2 separate regions of the Homo sapiens genome follow, and region 2 is linked to region 1. Evidence: read pairs that join two places in POLR2A ChIA-PET (ENCODE). Cell type or tissue: OCI-LY7. All regions are shown on one strand. Region 1 overlaps PSMD9 (proteasome 26S subunit, non-ATPase 9). Region 2 overlaps VPS33A (VPS33A core subunit of CORVET and HOPS complexes).

The links. ChIA-PET counts read pairs that join two places held together with the same protein. Peaks named below come from ENCODE experiments on the same cell type or tissue, not always from the same donor. Only the 100,000 strongest peaks of a DNase experiment are listed, where the experiment ranks them.
Region 2: POLR2A ChIA-PET joins it to region 1 with 15 read pairs; 5 of 35 experiments call an interaction of 5 or more read pairs at or near these places.

Annotation. Positions count from the first base shown.
Region 1 is chr12:121,893,577-121,896,076 of GRCh38, forward strand. PSMD9 (proteasome 26S subunit, non-ATPase 9) reads left to right here. Exons shown (of 6, transcript NM_002813.7): 2 at 1,163-1,265. Among named protein-coding and RNA genes, the nearest start is that of PSMD9, 6.0 kb to the left of the region's middle. In OCI-LY7, CTCF peaks have their summits at 1,324 and 1,524; DNase peaks (open chromatin) are centred at 695 and 1,285; H3K4me3 peaks cover 1,359 bases; H3K27ac peaks cover 1,589 bases.
Region 2 is chr12:122,237,763-122,240,262 of GRCh38, forward strand. It overlaps VPS33A (VPS33A core subunit of CORVET and HOPS complexes), which reads right to left. Exons shown (of 13, transcript NM_022916.6): 9 at 2,116-2,183; 10 at 825-962. Among named protein-coding and RNA genes, the nearest start is that of DIABLO, 13 kb to the left of the region's middle. In OCI-LY7, no CTCF peak of the experiment used is centred here; no DNase peak of the experiment used is centred here.

The DNA.
Region 1 (2,500 bases):
TCTGAGAGAGAAGCTCCCAAGCCTTTCTCCTGGCCTCTGGTGACTGCTGGCGGTCCTTGGCCTACAGCTGTGTCACTTGAACCTCTGCCTGCATCTTCATGTGGCCTTCCTCCTGTGTCTGTCCCACACCTACCTCTGCCTTTCTTTTATGAGGACACCAGCCACCAGATGAGCTTATCTCGAGATCCTTAACATAATTACATCTACAAAGACTCTTTTTCAAATAAAGTCATATTTACAGGTTCTGGGGGTTAGCTCGTGGTTATCTGTTTTTGGGGGCCGCTCTTCAACCCACTATGCTGTGTATGCGCGTGGCATGTGCTAAGTACTCTGCAGGTCAGCTCGTTAGTTCTTGCAGCAGGTAGGGAGGGAGGCGAGTGCTCCTATTCCCATTTTATAATTGAGGAAGCTGAGGCTTAGAGAGGAGAAGGTCTCAGCTAAGGATGCCCAGCTTGTACATGGCAGAGTTGAGATTCAAATTAAAGTCTAACCAATTGCAAAGCCCCTCCCCTGAACCATGTGACTGGTTTCACTGCTTTTGTGTACTCTCCTCTGACTCATGTTAAAAAAAAAAAAAGTGTTGTTTTGAATAAAGAATACATTCCCATAGGCAAAATTCAAAACCTACAGAGGGGTATAAAATGGACTGTCTCTCTCCCTGCCCTGTCACCTAGCCACCCAGTTCTTCTCCCCGGAGGCAGCTGGTGCTATCAGTTTCCTTCTTCAGATCTTTTTATTTTCAGAAGAATCAAAGCCCTGCCACAGCTGGGTGCTGTCTGGGCTTTTCACTCCCCTCTAGCTTCCAGGGCCAGCAGCCAGGTGTCAGCCACCTGTGGGAAGGAGGGTGTGAAGGAGTGGAGGAAGAGGCTGGCCTTGGGGATGATGCTCAAAGGAGTCTTTGGTTTTATCGGCACTGTTTTAACTTCAAAAAAGAATGGATTCATGCATTACTTGCGTCGTTAAAAATAAAAAATGAAAAACACAGTGCCCACCCCAGGGTAGTTGTGAGGGCATGAGTAGAGCCCCTGGTGTAAGTGATCAGTATGTGGCAGTTTTCATTACTGTCACCTTTATTATGACTTCAGAGGAGAAGGGTCTGGGGAAAGACATCCTGGGGACATTACACCCATGAGCACCTTTTAACCACGTTTCTTTCCTCCAGCAAAAAGGCATTGGGATGAACGAGCCGCTGGTGGACTGTGAGGGCTACCCCCGGTCAGACGTGGACCTGTACCAAGTCCGCACCGCCAGGCACAACATCATATGTGAGTGGCCCTCTTAGAAGACTTTCCCCACCTTGTGGTGGGAAGGTGTTAAAGGCATACAAATAAAACCAACTATCTGTATTATCTACTGCCTTCTCTTCTGCCTTGATGGGATTGTCTTGTCCCCATCCAAGGACTGAGAACCAAGGGAATGGGCTAGACTCTAAGGTTCTATATTTCTGGTTTCATTTTCTCTCTCTCTCTCTCTCTCTTTTTTTTTTGAGTCAGGGTCTTGCTCTGTCTTCCAGGCTGGAGTGCAGTGGTGCTAACATGACTCACTGCAGTCTCAACCCCCCAGGCTCCAAGTGCTCCTTCTGCCTCAGCCTCCCAAGTAGCTGGGACTATAGGCATGTGTCGCTGTGCCTGGCTAATTTTTTTTAGTAGAGACGAGTCTCACTAAGTGGCCCAGGTGAGTCTTGAACTCCTGGACTCAAGTGGTCCTCCTGCCTTGGCCTTCCAAGGTGCTGATTGTTTTTAATTAAAGAGCTAGCAGAGAGTACAGATTGGATAGTATATTTGTTTTCTGTTTCTGCCATAACAAATGACGTGATTTGTTTTTAATTAAAGAGCTAGCAGAGAGTACAGATTGGATAGTATATTTGTTTCTGTTTCTGCCATAACAAATGACCACAGACTTAGTAGCTGGAGATAAGAAGTCCAGATGGGTCTCACTGGACTAAAATCAAGGTGTTGGCAGGGCTGGCTCCTTCTGGAGGATCTAGGGGAGAACCTGTTCCTGGTCTTTTCTGGTTTCCAAAGGCTGCCCACCGTCCTTGGCTCATGGCTTCGTCCATCTACACAGCCAGCAGTCGCATTTCCCTCCCTCTGATTCTGTCATAACATCTCTTTCTCTCACTCTCCTGCCTCCCTCTTTCACCTATAAAGACCTCTGTGATGACACCAGGCCCACCTGGATAATCCAGGATCATGTCCGAATCTTAAGGTCCTTAATCACATCTGCAGAGCCTCTTTTGCCATGTAAGGTGGCATATTCCCAGCTTCTAGGGGCTAGGATGTGGATGTGTTGGGGGCCATTATCCACTCAGCCATAGGTAGGCAACCGTCTCCACCACAGAGTCCTATTAGCATTTATCCTCCACATTTTTCACTTACTAACTCCTCTTTAATCTGTTTGAATCTTGATTCCATCTGCATCACATCTTATTTATTTATTTATTTTTTGAGACGGAGTCTCGCTCTGTCACCCAGGTTGGAGTGCAGTGGCACGATCTTGG
Region 2 (2,500 bases), 340 kb after region 1:
AAAGTTTTTCCAATAGATCCTAGCACATAGTAAATGCTCAAGAAATGTTACCTATTATTATTATTTTTTACTTTTTGTAAACAAGCTATGTTGCCTAGGCTGGTTTTGGACTCCTGGGCTCAAGCAATCCTCCTAACTCAGCCTCCTGGGTAGCTGGGACTGCAGACACAGCCACCATGCCTGGTAAATTTTTGTATTTTTTTTGTAGAGACAGGGTCTTGCTATGTTGCCAGGCTGGTCTTGGCCTCCAGCGATCCTCCTGCCTCAGCCCCACAAAATATTGAGATAACAGAGGTGAGCCACTGTGCCCAGCCTGTTAGCTATTATTATCACACAAATACAATAAACAGTGATGGCTACCAAGACCAATTCCTCTAGGTGTTAAAAAATTTATACAACAGTCGTTACAAGATACCAAAATGGCAGCTTTGTAATTTTTATTTTTTTTAATTTTAAATTTTTTATTATTATTTTTTGAGACAGAGTCTCACTCTGTTGCCCAGGCTGGAGTGCAGGGGCATGATCTTGACACACTGTAACCTCCGCCTCCTGCGTTCAAGCGATTCTCCTGCCTGATCCTCTCAAATAGCTGGGACTACAGGTGCATGCTACCATGCCTGGCTAATTTTTGTATTTTTAATAGAGATGGGGGTTTCACCATGTTGGCCAGGCTGGTCTCAAACTCCTAACCTCAAGTGATCCACCTGCTTTGGCCTCCCAAAGTGCTGGGATTACAGGCGTAAGCCACTGTGCCCGGCCCATGAAGTATTTTTTAAAAAGATGCTGTCCCCCTTGGCAAATTAATAATTTAAAAATATACTCACCTGGAGAATCTCTCTTTTGTAATAATCCAAAACTTTTTGTTTGAGCCCACTATTACACACGGATTGGAGGCAAACTAGTCTTAACACCTTGATCAACGAGTGCTTTTGGGCGATACAATCCTCAATGTAATTGTTGACCTGGAAATAAAGTAGCATACATATACATATACATTTACATATACATACACACACACACACACACACACACACACACACACACAATACATGGTTTAGGAACTTAACTTGATGTTTATTATTATTTTTCAAAGTCCAATAAAGGAGATACGTGGGAAAATGAGTTATTTTTCCACAGTCCCTAACCCTTCCCCGAAATAGCTCTGCTAGCCCCAGCCACACACACACCCTGGCCACCACACACACACACACACCCCACACACACATACATACATACACACACACACACACACACACACACCCCCCAGTGATCAGGCCAAGTCACTGGAGCCCAAGGCCGCTGAGAATACAATTGGTCACTCCATATGCCTGTCTGGACACGTCTGTCTCTAAGGACACGCTTCTGAGAGGCTACCAGATGTCTACTCCATTTCAATAGTATCAACAACTAATCTAGCAAAAAGTATCAGTAATTGTTTTATGTTAGGAATTTTCATAAAGTGAATAATTTAAAATTTGTTAATAGAGCTATTTAAAGGAGTTATATAAGAAACTCTTTCAAAAGAGCAAATACCTTATCTAATACAGTCTTAAAAAGATTTGATTTTAGGGGCCAGGTCTCATGTTGCCATGTATGGCAGAAAGTGTCTTGCACAGAATAATGTTAAATATCTGTTACTTGATAAAATCTACACTTGCACATTTTGCATTTGCTCTTAAAAATATTTAAGTGGCCGGGCGCAGTGACTCACGCCTGTAATCCCAACAGTTTGGGAGGCCAAGGTGGGCGGATCACAAGGTCGGAGATCGAGACCATCCTGGCTAACATGGTGAAACCCCGTCTCTATTAAAAATACAAAAAATTAGCCAGGTGTGGTGGTGAGCGCCTGTAGTCCCAGCTACTCGGGAGGCTGAGGCAGAATGGCGTCAACCCGGGAGGCGGAGCTTGCAGTGAGCAGAGATGGCGCCACTGCACTCCAGCCTGGGCAACAGAGCAAGCTGGGTGACACACAGTGAGACTCCGTCTCAAAAAAAAAAAAAAAAAAAAAAAAAAAAAAGGCAAGGCATGGGAATCAAAGCAATTGGTTTTCTGGCTATAATCTGAGGTTTAATAAGCTTTCAATTACTTGTTAAAGAGGTTTTTTTGTCCACATACCTTATCAGTGTCTATTCCAGACATAAACTCCTGTTCCACGGTTAATTTATCAAAAAAGTCTTCAGAAGCTAAAATGAAATTAGCAAATTTGCAACTTAGAAATTAAATGTTAATTTACTTGAGTGGCATGCTTTTATACACAGAGCACGATTCAGAAACTAGACATGTGGCTGGGCACGGTGGCTCACACCTGTAATCTCAGCACTGTAGGGGGCCGAGGTGGGTGGATCACTTCAGGCCAGGAGTTCAAGACCAGCCTGACCAACATGGCCAAACCCCATCTCTACCAAAAACACAAAAATTAGCTGGGTATGGTGGCACACACCCGTAGTCCCAGCTACTCGGGAGGCTAAGGCACAAGAATCACTTGAGGCGGGGAGGCGGA